Linked DNA regions of Homo sapiens: region 2 is linked to region 1. A link is a loop called in an ENCODE intact Hi-C map of the cell type or tissue named here. Cell type or tissue: GM12878. All regions are shown on one strand.

Evidence for each region. Peaks named below come from ENCODE experiments on the same cell type or tissue, not always from the same donor. Only the 100,000 strongest peaks of a DNase experiment are listed, where the experiment ranks them.
Region 2: it touches region 1 in a loop (9-fold over the local background); 3 of 110 quality-filtered maps call a loop at or near these places.

What each region holds. Positions count from the first base shown.
Region 1 is chr9:1,935,402-1,943,401 of GRCh38, reverse strand. All of the region lies in intron 2 of LOC105375951 (a long non-coding RNA gene), which reads right to left. Among named protein-coding and RNA genes, the nearest start is that of SMARCA2, 76 kb to the left of the region's middle. In GM12878, CTCF peaks have their summits at 1,211 and 3,119 (motif pointing right); DNase peaks (open chromatin) are centred at 3,181, 4,491, 4,911, 5,169 and 1 weaker place; H3K4me3 peaks cover 2,413 bases; H3K27ac peaks cover 3,042 bases.
Region 2 is chr9:1,724,555-1,732,554 of GRCh38, reverse strand. All of the region lies in intron 2 of LOC105375951 (a long non-coding RNA gene), which reads right to left. Among named protein-coding and RNA genes, the nearest start is that of SMARCA2, 290 kb to the left of the region's middle. In GM12878, a CTCF peak has its summit at 4,994 (motif pointing left); no DNase peak of the experiment used is centred here.

The sequences.
Region 1 (8,000 bases):
ACTTACTTGCCTTTTATATACTTTTTTTAAGGTAGCATAGTGAAATAGGAAAAGCCAAGGTTGTAAAAAATAGACCTAGCTCCAAATCCTGGCATTGGCAATTAGGAACTTTGTGAACTGGGCAAATTACTTAACATCGTTGAGCTCTGGTTTCTTCAAGTGTGCAATGCACCAATAACACCAGCCTTGCAAGATTCTTATATGGATTAAATTAAATTAAATATTTAAAGCATTTGGTATTTTGTAGGCATTTATTAAATGTTGTTTATCATCGTTATACCTTCTATTATCTCTTTCTAAATTTCTATTTCCTCCAATAGTATGCTCCTCTGTGAAATTGTGTGATTATGTCAGGTTCTAAACAATTTGATAAAAGCTTATAAGAGTTAATGAGCTCAGTGAGCTCATTTTTTTTTTTTTTTTTTTTTTTTGAGACAGAGTCTTGCTCCGTTACCTAGGGTGGAGTGCAGTGGCGCTATCTCTTCTCACTGCAACTTCCATCTCCTGGGTTCAAGCTATCCTCCTGCCTCAGCCTTCCAAGTAGCTGGGAATCACAGGCGCCCACCACCACGGCCGGCGAATTTTTGTATTTTTAATAGAGATGGGGTTTCGCCATATTAGTCAGGCTGGTCTCAAACTTCTGACCTCAGGGGATCCACCCACCTTGGCCTCCCAAAGTGTTGGGATTACAGGCGTGAGCCACCGCATCCAGCCTCATTTTTCTTTCAATCATGGAATGCTGAAAGGATTCCCCCTCCATGAAGAATTTCCTATTTTTCTATGGGAAATTCTCCCCATGAGCTATTCTAGCACTTTGCTTTCATATCTGTTTTATTAATAATTTAAGTATACATTGTGTTATAGTCTGTGGATTACATGACTGTCTCTGATATATTAGAAGTTCCTTGAGGAAGGCCCAAATTTATTTTTGCCATAGACAATAACACCATGTTTGGGGTCCCCAATATATATATTGACTTGGATAAAGAATGCAATAAGGTACTCTCAAGGACTTGGAAAAGGAAAGAAAATTCATTGTAATTCACTCTCCAGTTTTGCTCTGCAATGGCACGTAGCTCATTTGGAGAATTGACCCAAAGATACATTATTCATTGTGCATTCAAGAAAGAGAAAATAATTCCTATCCTTCTTTTTACATCAGGAGGCACTTAAAAGAAATTATCTGAATTATGGTACTTGCCCACCTCCCTAAGGATGCCAGAGGGAATGCGCTTTCCAATTCCTCCTTTTCCACCCTAAATGCCACCTTCAGTGTCACCAAGAAAAAAGAAAAGCCAACCAGGGGTTCTACATCTAATTATACTTTTTACTAGATTCATACACGGTCTTTGAAGGGATGGCAAGGAAAAGCAATGGATGTCACAAACTATGATGAAGATATGATATGGTCAGAATTTATTATTCCTGAGACCTTTTTAAAAGACAATGTGACACTGTAGCAATACTCTTTGTAGGGGAAGAAAATGATTGCAGTTTTTGCTTCTGGTAGAACTGAGAATCAAGGCTCTCTTACTATTAATTTTTCCTTATCTCCTTCCTTATAGGTATAGGATCAGACTCTAGGTATAGCAAGCTTCTAACATTGTGGGAGCTTTGGGCAACTAGTTCATTCATTTGACACACCTTTAACCAACAAATAGGGTCCTCATAGCAGAGTTCCTAACAGCACCAGCCCTCGTGCCCTGGCCTCTGGTCTAAGTTTTGCCTCCGCCACTTACTAGCTGGATTACCTGGGGGAAAATTTTCTCACTTGTGCCTAGTTTTCTCATTTGTAGAATGAGTCAGAAAGTTGACAGAACACACTTCACAGGGTTGTTGTGAGGATTGAGTGTGTTATGAGAGGCAAAGGATATTGATCAATGTCCTGGCACATAGCAAACACAACACATTTAGCTAAAAAGCAATACAAAAAACTCATTTGCAGCTACCTCCTATGTGCTAGATACATATAGCTATGTGATGGGCATTACATGAATGGGATGGTTGCTGCTCTTGAAGAAGACGTATTCTAGCAGGAAGAACAATATGTAGCAAACAATTATGATGTAGTATGGCGTGTATTTACAGAGTGTTGAACAATCATTTTTGGGGGGATAAAAGTTTGGGGCAGCGAGGGTGATAAATGTGATGGGTGTCTAAAGAGTGGTCAGTGTTTTCCATGCACTGAATGGGGCAGAGGACAAGCCTGGATGGATGAAGGGATGAAGCATATTCTGAAATTCCGTCAGAGCAGCTGCTGTAACACGGCTTGAGTGGAGAAGGTATATGGCTAGGGCGGCAGTGGAGGATGAGGCTGGAAAGGTTGGGAGGGGGATAGACAGTGAGGCCCATGTATGTCATGCGAGAGTTTATTCTTCTTTTTTTTTTTTTTTTTTTTTTTTTTTTTTTTTTCTGAGACGGAGTCTGGCTCTGTCGCCCAGGCTGGAGTGCAGTGGCGGGATCTCGGCTCCCTGCAAGCTCCGCCTCCCGGGTTCACGCCATTCTCCTGCCTCAGCCTCCCAAGTAGCTGGGACTACAGGCGCCCGCCACCACGCCCGGCTAATTTTTTGTATTTTTTAGTAGAGACGGGGTTTCACCGTTTTAGCCAGGATGGTCTCGATCTCCTGACCTCGTGATCCGCCCGCCTCGGCCTCCCAAAGTGCTGGGATCACAGGCGTGAGCCACCGCGCCCGGCCGAGAGTTTATTCTTTATTCCAAAAGTGACGGACTTCCCCAAGAGGCTTCAAAGCTGGGGGGGGTGTTACGATCATATAATTGAGCACTCAGTGCTTATTACATTCATGTTGCATTTAAGCACTCAGGGAGAAATCATAACTAAATGTTATAACTAACACAAACATGGTGAGTTTGCAATCAAATTCCCTTTGCACTAATGAGAACTACTCTGTTGCCTTGTGCCTGTCTCTTTAACTCCCTGAATTTCATTTTCATCAAGGTTGTTAGGAGGTTTGAATGAGATAATATACGTATAGCACTTTGAGAAAGGTAAAAGAACATGGAAACATGCTGTCGTTATTGGTAAGTCCGCTTTAAAGACTGGAGAAACAAAGAAGGCATCAATTGAATTGAATTGAATGGCACGGCCTCTCCTACCGGTCTACCCATAGAGGGCAGCATCCTTCAAAGGACTGATGGGGCCAGGGCTGCACACCTGCCAGCAGAAGAGAAAATGAGGGCAGCTGGGGAGGCAAGATTTTTTCTCACATGAGTTTCTTCGTCTTAAGTTGGAGATGACACCTACCTTGTAGATGCTGCGACTGGGATTGGAGGTGATCTATATGGGAGGCAGTATACGACAATGGTGAAGGGAGTCTTTAGAGTCAAACACATAGGTTTGACCCCTAACTTATTCATCGAATGTCCTTGAGCAGGTTAGCTCATTTAAGTCTCAATTGGCTTATCTGTAAAATGGAGAAAATAATAAGGCCTATTTTATAGAACTGTTGTCAAGATTAAATGTGATAACAAAGTGAAGTGTTTAGCGTAGTGCCTAGTTCACAATAACTATCCACTACATTTATTTGCCATCTCTATGTAGAAAATTTAAAAACCATGATTAAAATTGCTTTCTAATTAGATACTACCATCCTCAGCTAGTAAAAGGCTTACTTGGATTTTAAACTAAAATATATGCAGCTTCAAAGCTTCCATTTTTTCCCCTATATCATGCTGCCGGTCCTGATATGTCATAGATCCCAACACAAAAGCTCAGCTCTGGTATAAAAATGAGGAATTGAAAGTGAGTACAGATGATATTTCTAGATTGTCAAGTTTTGCAAAATGTGTAAAAGAAAACAAGCAGTATCAAGACCTGAAGGTGAGTTGCATATTTAAGATTCTTTCTTTTTAATAATCTAAGCTGTTATTAGCAGTGGATGAGAAAACATTAATTTAAAAAATCTGTATATGATTTCTTTCCTTGATGCATTTTTTACTCCTAATGCAATGTACATAGTATAAATAAGTAATGTAATCAAGTTTATCTTTGGAAGAAAAAGTTAATAATCCTACTAGAGAGTTGGAAATAAATGATGCTCTTATTGCATTTATTACAAATCACACAAAGCAAATCACCCCAACCTGAAACTGTGTATTGCTGGAATATGTTGAATCCCTTTGTCACCCTCCTTACGTTCCCAGTTGCCTCTGGATCCAGGCAGAGAAACTGCATGGAACCGTTCAAGGGCCAGCAGGAACCCCTATGTCCACCTTGTGACTTCCAAAGACACCAGGCCCCAGGCATTCGTGGACTTGCATTTAGGGAGGTGGAGATCTCAGGAGGCTGTGCTCAGCATTCAGGGGCCAGAATGGACTGTACTACTCAGAATAGTGACAACAAATGCTTGACAAACAGATCCACATAAAGTGATGATAAAAGGAAGCACACTGGGTTTGTGAGACTTCAAAGTGAGTGAACTGTATGTGAGAAAGGGGAACAGAGACAGTCAGACACCAAGCAGATAGTGGACAGAAATACATTACAGGAATGAGCAGAGAGGAAAGGAGGCAAGGTGGATCCCCGGGGTGGGGGTGGGGAGGGGCCTCACCTGGGTCCTGCTGTTTGGAGAGTTTCTGTAGGTCATGATCAGATTCATGTGAAATGTAGCATAGGGAACTCTGATGACACATTCACAGTCTTTACTCCCTGGACATGTTATCATATTATATGCCTCTTGCTTTCCACATGATGGCTCTAAGATTGATAATCTAGGGAACCTGGAGGGCCCCTTTATCTCTGAGGTCAGTGTCCAAGTGGCTTGTCACCACTTCTCATTCTGAATGAAGGCTAAGCTCTTCCCATGGGCTTCCCGTGGGCTCTGAGTTTCTTTTCCTCCTGTCTTCTCTTTTCACTCATTATCTTGCCTTCCTGTGTACGTTCAATATCTGCTACTCTATTGGTATTTTCTCCTTAGCCTTTAAACACAAGCAAGTCTCTCCAACAAAAACAAGACAAACAAAACCAAAACACCTTCCTTGAAGTCCACCCCACACACTCCTACACACTCCCTTTCTGAGAAGTCTTCTGAGACACACACTTCCCTGTCCCCTGGAGACCTCCCTTGCCTCCAGTGGAGGTAATGGCCTCTGCCTGTGTCCCTCAGCACTCTGTGCATGTGTTCTTCTACCACAGCACTTTCACATGCCATCATCATGGGTTGTCTTCTTCCCTCTCCCTCAGTGGCCCATGTGTGACTTCAGGAATGGGGATCTATCTTTCTTCTCTATTCCTGTTGCTAGCTCACTGGAGCTAGGAACAAGTTTAATGTGCTAAAAGTTTTGTTGCACCCTGTTGTATTAGTCAGGATTTTCAAGAGAAATGGAACCAACAGAAGATAGATGATGATTGACAAGGGGAGGGGGAAAGAGATTTAGTATGAGAAAATGGATCACATGATTATGGAAGCTTAGCAGTCCCAAGATCTGCAGTTGGCAAGCTGGAGATCCAGGAGAAATGATATATAGTTCTGGTCCAAGTCCAATTTCAAAGGTGGAAGAAGACCAACGTCCTCCGTCCAAAGACAGTCAGGCAGAGACAGAATTCTTTTCTACTCAGCTTTTGTTCCATTCAGGCCTTCAACGGATGGGATGAGATCCATCCAAATTGGGGAGGGCAATCTGTTTTTTCAGCCTATTGATTCAAATGTTAATCTCATGCAGAAACGGCATCATGGACACACTCAGAATAAAGTTTAGCCAAATATCTGGGCACCACATGGCCCAGTCAAGTGGATACATAAGGTTAACCATCATGCTTGTACATCATATTTTTTGATTTTCATTGCAGTTTCTATCTCTTTTGGCAACATGTTAGCTCCATAGCCTTCAGAGGTCCCTCCCTTATCCAATTTCCTTCAATCCTTAATGCCTACACTATATAATATATATAGTACATATATATAGTATAATATATAGTATATATATAGTAAAATATATAGTATATATACTATATATAATATATATAGTATATACTATATATTATATACTATATATACTATATATGGTATATACTATATATAGTATATACCATATATAGTATATATAGTATATACCATATATAGTATATAATATATAGTATATAATACTATGTATAGTATATATAGTATATATATTATATATTATATACTTATATAATAATATTTAATATTATATTTATTATATATAATTAAATATACAATAATTATATATTATAAATATATGTAATATTTGTTATATATATTTATATTATAATTATAAATATATACTATATTATATATAGTATATATAGTATATATTATATATAGTATAAATAGTATTATATATTATATATATATAATACTATATACTATATACTATATATACAATAAATAATATATATACACTATATATACACTATATATATACACTATATATACTATATATACACCATATATAGTATATAATATATATAGTGTATATATATTATATAGTATATATATATAAAGTATATATAGTATATAGTATATATATATATATAAAATATATAGTGTAATTATAGCTCTCTTCTATTGTTCTGTGGTCCATGACCAAGCATAATACTTTTCAAAAATTGTAAGTTCATGCAAGGCAGCAGCCAGGCTGGGGGAGGGACGCCTGCCATTGCTGAGGCTTGCTTGAGTAGGTAAACAAAGCGGCCTGGAAGCTTGAACTGGGTGGAGCCCACTGCAGCTCAAGGAGGCCTGCTTGCCTCTGTAGACTCCACCTCTGGGGGCAGGGCATAGCCAAACAAAAGGCAGCAGAAACCTCTGCAGACTTAAATGTCCCTGTCTGACAGCTTTGAAGAGCATAGTGGTCCTCCCAGCACAGAGTTTGAGATCTGAGAATGGACAGATTGCCTCCTCAAGTGGGTCCCTGACCCCCGAGTAGCCTAACTGGGAGGCACCCCCTAGTAGGGTCAGACTGACACCTCACACAGAGGGGTACCCCTCTGAGACAAAACTTCCAGAGGAACAATCAGGCAGCAACATTTGCTGTTCAGCAATGTTCGCTGTTCTGCAGCCTCCGCTGCTGATACCCAGGCAAAAAGTGTCTGGAATGGACCTCCAGCAAACTCCAACAAACCTGCAGCTGAGGGTCCTGACTGTTAGAAGGAAAACTAACAAACAAAAAGGACATCCACACCAAAACCCCATCTGTACGTCACCATCATCAAAGACCAATGGTAGATAAAACCACAAAGATGGGGAAAAAACAGAGCAGAAAAGCTGAAAATTCTAAAAATCAGAGTGCCTGTCTTCCTCCAAAGGAACGCAGCTCCTCAGCAGCGATGGAACAAAGCTGGACGGAGAATGACTTTGACGAACTGAGAGAAGAAGGCTTCAGGCAATCAAACTTCTCCTAGCTAAAGGAGGAAGTTTGAACCCATCGCAAAGAAGTTAAAAACCTTGAAAAAAGATTAGATGAATGGCTAACTAGAATAACCAATGTAGAGAAGTCCTTAAATGACCTGATGGAGCTGAAAACCGTAGCACGAGAACTACATGATGAATGCACAAGATTCAGTAGCTGATGCGATCACCTGGAAGAAAGGGTATCAGTGATTGAAGATCAAATGAATGAAATGAAGCGAGAAGAGAAGTTTAGAGAAAAAAGAATAAAAAGAAATGAACAAAGCCTCCAAGAAATATAGGACTATGTGAAAAGACCAAATCTACGTCTGATTGGTGTACCTGAAAGTGACGGGGAGAATGGAACCAAGTTGGAAAACACTCTGCAGGATATTATCCAGGAGAACTTCCCCAACCTAGCAAGGCAGGCCAACATTTAAATTCAGGAAATACAGAGAATGACACAAAGATACTCCTCGAGAAGAGCAACTCCAAGACACGTAATTGTCAGATTCACCAAAGTTGAAATGAAGGAAAAAATGTTAAAGGCAGCCAGAGAAAAAGGTCGGGTTACCCACAAAGGGAATTCCGCCCATCAGACTAACAGCTGATCTCTCGGCAGAAACTCTACAAGCC
Region 2 (8,000 bases), 210 kb after region 1:
GATAAATCTTTTTGGTTTTTCTTTCACATTTGCCAAAATTTCTGATTTTTTACTTACAGTCATTTGGTGCATCATGAAACATATCAACAAACTTCAGTATTTTGGAGGTAGGGTGGAATATAAATGTTCAAAAATGTATTAGAATCATTACATAAAAATGTTCTTTTAAAATAAGCATAGTTTGGTTGGTAGTAAAAATCAGTGTGTGATACAGCAACAGCAGCTACTATCAATTGAACATTTATGTGTCAAGTCCTGTGCTCGGCATTTTCTCTGCATTATTTTATTCAATCCTGACAAAAAATCTTGTATATATTTACCCCATTTCTCAGATGAGAAAAAGTGCTTGAGAGATATGAAATGACCTTGTCAGCATCACCCACCTAGAAAAGGCCAAGCTGGGATTCAAACTCAAGCTGTTTTATTCCAAATGTCACACCAATTTTTACTCCACTACTTCCATGAGCTTTTTGTGCTTCCCGGCTATTCTACCCTTTTGAGTTGAATTTTGGATATCTATTAATGAGTAGTCAAGCCTATTTTCTTCTCTGCCTATTTGTTCAAACTGTCTGTGGTGTGTGTTGTGGAGAGGGGGGATGGTAGCATAGCTTTATAATTCAATTTTTTAAAATTCAAGGAAGTTAAAAATAATTTTGAGGCCGGGCACGGTGGCTCACGCCTGTAATCCCAGCAATTTGGGAGGCCGAGGCGGGCGGATCATGAGGTCAGGAGATCGAGACCATCCTGACTAACACAGTGAAACCCCCTCTCTACTAAAAATACAAAAAAAAATTAGCTGGGCGTGGTGGCGGGCGCCTGTAGTCCCAGCTAATCGGGAGGCTGAGGCAGGAGAATGGCATGAACCCAGGAGGTGTAGCTTGAAGTGAGCCTAGATCGCGCCACTGCACTCTAGCCTGGAAGACAGAGCAAGACTCCATCTCAAAAAAAAAATTAATAATAATAACAATTTTGAAAATTTGGGCCATGTCATAAAACTACATAGACCATAATGTTATGTTGGGTTTTCATGGAGAAATGTTCTTATGTATGAAGTTCTAGAAACACAAGAGCAGACCTTGGCAGAGATGTTTCTTGGTTAAGGCTGATTGAAACCACATGGAATGGGGGTTGATCAAATTTTAATAGGACTTTGGGTGGTTCATCAGTAGGGTGATGGTTTTCTCCAGTATGCCCGGGAACAACACAGGTTATACTGTTGTCCCTACTTAAGTATAAATAATGCCTCCTTCTCAAAAATGCTTTGGTCTGTGCTGTGATGTGAATGTCTCTGTCCCAAAATTCATATGTTGACATTTTAACCCTGAAGGTGACAATATTAGGAGGTAGAGTCTTTGGGAGGTGACTAGGTCATGAAGGCAGAGACCTTGTGATTGGGATTAGTGTCCTTATAAAAGACAGTGAACTAGCCCTTCTACAGTGTAAGGTGACAGTGAGAAGATGGTCTTATAACGAAGTGGGTCCTCTGTAGACGTTGAATCTGCAAGGGCCTTGATCTTGGACATTTCAGCCTCCAGAAGAGTGAGAAATAAATTTCTAAAGTGTATAAGCCACCCAGCATTCCATTATAGTTCCTCAAAAAGACTTAAGACAGTTTGGTAATTTTTATCGGCATCCTTTCCATGAGCAACTCCTCCCTGGATAAACAAAGATCATCATTCTTTGGGATCTGGCCCCCAAATGTAGCATGTGGACTTTGCATTTCATTGGAAATCAAAGTCTTGTGCAGACAACAGGAGGAATCTGCAGGGTTGTCAGCTGCTCGCACCTCTGATTGAGTTTGGGAAAACAGATCAGTTCAAAATCACTAGCATCTCAGCGAAAACTGCAGGATGATCAATTCCAAACATCACATATCTCAGCGAGCAGACGTTATCTACACATTTGTTTCTCCACATCCTCTTCTCCACATGTTCCCGTCTCCTCACTCAAATAGCTATTAACAATAACTCCAAGAAGCAGTGGGAACTAATGACAAGTTTCATCCCCTCAGTTTAATAACGCAGTCCTAATTCTCATGTATTCATTATCCCCCGGCACCAAACCATTTCCATTTGCACACCAAAGCAATCCTACATATCTTTAGTGTTAATGTCAGCTTGATCTGCACTGATCACTTTCATTAAGAATACACATTTACTGAGTAATGTGATCCAAAAACAGACGCTTCTCAAATAAACCACTCATTGTATTGACAAAAATACACCAGCATGAAGGTCAAAAGGCCTCGAGTTTTTTGTTTATCAAAGGGAAAAAATAAATAATGACTAGTTCGTTAATTGTATTATTCATTCAACAAACCGACTGGCTATGAGATGGGCACTGTGATAATTGATAGGACCCAAAGATGAATAATAAAACAGGACAGACTCCTAAGGAGGCAACTGTCCGATGGGAATGAGTGTCAGAACCCCATATTTGGAAAGCTGGGAATCCAGGGCATTGAGCCCTGGTTGGGGTCCCAGAGGGCCTGGTCTGTACTATGGAAGGGTCCGCATTCACCCACTGAGCATAGAAGAGAAGCAGATCTGAGAGACAAAGAGGGCAGAGTTAAGAGCTGAGTGGACAGTTCAACTAAAGCAATCATCAAAAGGCACTTGATTACTTCCCCAGGGCTGCTGTAATAAAGTACCGCTGAGAAAGTGGCTTAAACAACAGAAATGTATTGTCTCACAGTTCTGGAATGCTGCAGTCTGGAATCAACGTGTCGTTGGGTTGGTTCCTTCTGAGGGCGTTCAGGGAGAATGTGGTCCAGGTCTCTCCCCTGGCTTCTGGGGGTGTGCTGGCAATCACTGGAGCTCTTGTCTTGTGGAAGAATCATCCTGATCTCTGCCTTTGTCTTCATATGATGACCTCCCTGTGTGTATATCTTTGTGTCCAAATATCTCCTTTTCATAAGGACACCAGTCATATTAGATTACGACCCACCCTAATGACCTTATTTTAATTTAACTAGTTACGTCTGCAATGACTCTATTTCCAAATAAAGTTACATTCTAAGGATTTCAAAATACAAATGTTTGAAGGACACAATTCATAATGGAGCTGGACAAAGAGGCAGAAATATGGTAGCTAATAGGGCAGAAATTGGAGATACCAAGGTAAATCAGGAGGCAGGGCTTGGGCAGGGTCCCCAAGGTACTGGCATGCAGAGTTCTTGTTTGTTTTTTAAATGGACTTGTAGGGTGCACATGTGGAGAGAGGGCTGCTATGGTAAGGAGTCCATTCCAGGAGAGAGATGGATACAGTATTGGGTGTTAAAACAGAAGAGCTAATCTGGGCAGGTGAATGGGCAGGCTTTACACTTGTTTATACCACTTCATTTCTCCTTTTTCCTTTGACACCCCAAAGCTCTGACAATGAAAAAGCATAGTTATCTTCTCTTATTCAACCATCCCCAAGATCCTACATTTTAGAAGCTGCTTTTGGTAATGAAATTTACAATTATTTCAAACACTTTAGGAAACCATTTGCTTTTACTAGTCAGTGTGAAGGGGAGAGTAAATGATATTCAAACATTTATTGCCTACTACGTGAAGGGTATTTCTTTTGTTTTGTTTTGTTTTTCTTTCTTATTTAACCTCATTCAAGTTTCATATGACAGATACTTCTTTTCCTAAAATTTTGTAGTATTTCATCTCCTACATGTTTTAAAGGAAAATGCTTTGTCCTAATATTCTCTAGTATTGGTACATCAGCATGCCCTTTTAATCTTATCTTCAGAGTTTTTCTCAAATCAGCCCACTTTGTTCCAACTTCATTGCCATCGCCATAATAGAGGCCAGTGGTTCTCAGGGTGTGGCCTCCAGATCAGAGGCATCAGCACCACCTGGGAACTTGTTAGACACAAAGATTCTCTGCCCACCCCATGCGCCCATTGCACCTGCATATTCACAAGACCTACAGAATCAAAAACTCTAGGGGTGGGGTCTAGAAATCTGTGTTTTAAGAGCCCTCCAGGTGATTCTGATCAATATTATTTATCACCCGGTCTAATGTATTGGCCTCCTAACTGGTATCCATACTTATACGCTTGTCTGATCTCCATAGAGGAGCCAGAGTGACTCCCTCAAAATTTCAACAAAATCATCTCATCATTAAGATTTGTTTAAAATTTTAAAGCAAAGGCTTTCTACTGCACTTGCGATAGAAATAAATTCTCACCATAACTTACAAGCCCTCTTTCTCTTCCATCTTCCCCTTGCTCACCACACTCCTGGGATACTGGTATTGGAACTGATGGAACATGCTAAGTCAGCTTTGTTTGCTTCTGTACCCTGAACACCTGGTTCATAAGAGACATTTACTATTTACTGCATAAATCATTTAATTGGTAAAGATGTCCATATCTATCCTATCCACTGTGTTTATAATTTTGTTAAGTTCAAATTTGTTCTTTCTTAGGTATTATCTGTTTATATTCTAACAAGTCCTGTACTTCTCTGTTCTTGTCAGATGCCCCCTAATCTTTATCCTTTGGATTATTTTAATTAGCTATTAATAAAGTTTACAAAATATTAACAAAGTACATACTGGTACTATAAAACATGGGCTCATTTCCAGAAGCTCACATGCGAGTAGAGAAGCAGACATGCAAACACCTGTTTTAAAAAACGTACGTCAAATGCATAATGCAGTTTTGAACCATGAAGATAATATTTAAGCTGAGTCTGAAAGGAAAAGAAGAAACTCTCCAAGTAGGGAATTGCATGAGGATATTACTGGTAGAGGAACAGCATATGCAAAGACACTGAGCTATGAAGAAAACAAAGACGGCAAGTTCAGCATGGTTTGGTCTTAGGAAAGAGAAGCCACTCATGAGGCTGAGGACTGACAGTAGACCATATATATAGTAACAACCCTATAAGCATAAGGTGGGGGCAGAGTGTTGGATTTTACTCTGTAGATAATAAGAAGCAATCAGAGCTTTTGAATCCTGCAAGGGGGAGGGCCATATTTGAGTTTAGGGTCCCTCTGGTGGTAATGTGGTGGATGGACTAGAGAGGAAGGAGAGTGGCATGAAGCCCATTCAGGAGGCTGTAATTCCTGAACCTACTCTATTTCTTTCCTTTTTCACTTACGTGAAGGACACCCTGGGCCAGTCCTTTGTCACTTTATGCAAGGCGATGCACAACAGTGACTTCCTGTCTCCTTCAGGTGCTCTGCGTGCACTTCAGTCTTACTACTTTTGGAACCATGTGGGCTCTGTGTTAGCCAACATTTCCTTGAGCCCATTGTGCACCCTGTTACCCAGTGAATCTCCTCTGGAGTCACTTTCTCCCTGCCATCTTTCAACTTCCACATTTACAGTAGCCTCATTGACTACAGAATCACATATTCACTACTTCTGCTTTTCAAGACTCTAGTCAGCCTGTTTCTCCGTGCCTATTTCCTGGTATTAGTGAAACCCCAACCTTTTATACCTAGAAAGGACATTGATGAGTATCTATTTTGTAGATATGGAAATTAGTACTTAAGTAAATGAAAGACTTATCCAAAGTTACATACCAGGTTAGTATCAGAGGCAAAACTAGACTCTTTCTATCACAAATTCTTTCCTAAAGGATAATCTTCTAGATACGTGCACATGTGTGGTAAATAATGAAAATCATGATAGTGGTAACCTTGTAGCACTATGCATGGTGACTTATACTTTACAAAGTGATTATTATATTCATTGTTAATTATATTAAACTACATAACCTAAGTATCATAATCATTCCCTATTTACTGGCCAATACAGTCAATTTAGAGAGACTGAATGACTTCCTGAGATTTCTACAGTTTGTGCTGGCTGAGAAAATCCCCAAATCCAAGTAAACTCTGACTCCTAATCCTATGCCTTTTGAATCACACTCTGCAGCCTTGAGTGCATCCTGTGTTATAAATAAGCCTTCATATCTTCCCTTGAGCCCATGACTTTTTGGTATCCTGGGTTTTGTACACCTAAACACTAAGGGATAAGGATTTGTAAGTATCCATTTACTGGTTTACTCAGCACATTGACTTAAGTAGATGAGCAACATCTTGATTAAAAAGAATTGGAAATCAGAGGCTTTTGAATACGTAAGAATTTGATAAATTATAATGAGCCCGTAAAATAAGCAGAAGGGAATAAGAATGAGAAAAATAAAATTAAGATGGAATTCCAAAATATTAGGTAAGGGGAAGTTGCATAAATGCAGTGAAAATTGCAGAGAACATGACCAGAGCCCACAATGCAACCAAAACACAGCCACCATGAAAACCAAGGCACAATGATGCCTGTGTTTAAGCAGATCTAACAGAGATGCATGTACACCATTACCATCTCCCAAACCCAGGCAAGAGAAAGCATTCCTCAGAACTTCAACATGGCTTTATATTTGAAATTCATTATACCATTGAAAAGTGTGTTACTTCGCTGCACCAAAGTCTCTATTTTTGCTAATGACAAATGTACTAATAATAGCAACTGCTATTTGTTGACTGCTTACTGCAGAGGAGCAGGAACTGTGTAGTGTACTTTGCGCACATTAACTCACTGGTACCCGCAATTATTAGTAGTGTTCCCATTTCTTAGGTGAAGAAGTTGAAGCTCAGAGAGGGTAAGCAACTTAAGTTAATAGGTCACACAGTTGATAGGTGATAAGGTCAGGATTTGAACCTGGGACTGTCTGAATCTATAGCCTACACTTTTAGCAACTAAAACCTTTTTTGGGAAGTAGATTTGCATAGGAATTGTTATGCATTTTCCTTGTAAATCAACCCTCTTTCACAAGCATTCTCTCCAAAATGACAGCAGGTAAAGAACACAGTCTGATTCCCACCTACATTCAACAAATAACTGTGTGTAAAAGTAGGCGGCCTTAAAGTAAAGGTGTTATGTTGTGATTTTTTTTTTTTTTTTTTTTTGAGATGGAGTCCTGCTTCTTCACCTAGGCTGGAATGCAATGGCACAATCTCAGCTCACTGCAACCTCTACTTCCCGGTTCAAGCAATTCTCCTGCCTCAGCCTCCTCAGTAGCTGGGATTACAGGCACGTGCCACCATGCCCAGCTAATTTTTGTATTTTTAGTTCATGGCCATGTTGGCCAGGCTGGTCTCAAACTCCTGACCTCAAGTGATCTGCCCGCCTCAACCTCCCAAAGTGTTGGGATTACAGGCGTGAGCCACTGTGCTCAGCCGTGATTTTTTTGTATTATTGTTGTGTATATTTGCTTAAATTACTGTTTTTGTGTGCATATTTTGTGTAGCAAAATTATCATCAGGGTGATGTATTTTATAATAAATATTAACATTATATTAAAATCTAAACTTGATTTCTAAAATTATACAAGTAGATGTATTTGTTTTTCATCATGTCTCACAATAGTGCCAGAATTTGGGGTGCATATTTAGCTTGACCCATGCATGTGGTCTGGCATCATTTCCTATTATTGAGGATGCTTGCTTTGTGAAATAAATGAATGTCACAGGGAAAATGAGAATGATGACATGGGTTATTGATTTCTAAAAGTATCTAAGATGATTTGCAATAAATCATGAATTATATTTTATTCTTCCATTTTAATATTTTAATCATAACTCTTTAATCGTAAGGTGGTACATCTTGCCCAACAATTCCATAACCTTAATTCATTAGAGTGCCCTTCAAGATAGCAGTCAGACAAAATAGTAATTCCCCTCTTAGGAATTGGACCGACTAAAGCACTTATGAATTCGCTAAGAAAACGGAGAAGATTTCAGAAAGCAGCTTTCTATAATTAGTAAATCCCACCACTGAGACCAGTGCCAGCAACCCCATGATCCAGTTCAGAAGTCAGCAAACTGTGGCCCCTGGGCCAAATGGCCCACCACCTGTTTTTGTATATCTTGCAAGCCAATGATGGTATTTACATTTTTAAATGTTTTTTTAAAAATCTGAAGAAGAGGAGTATTGTGTGATGTGTGGAAATTGTATGAAATTCAAGTTTCAGCGCCCATAAAGAAAGTTTTCTTGG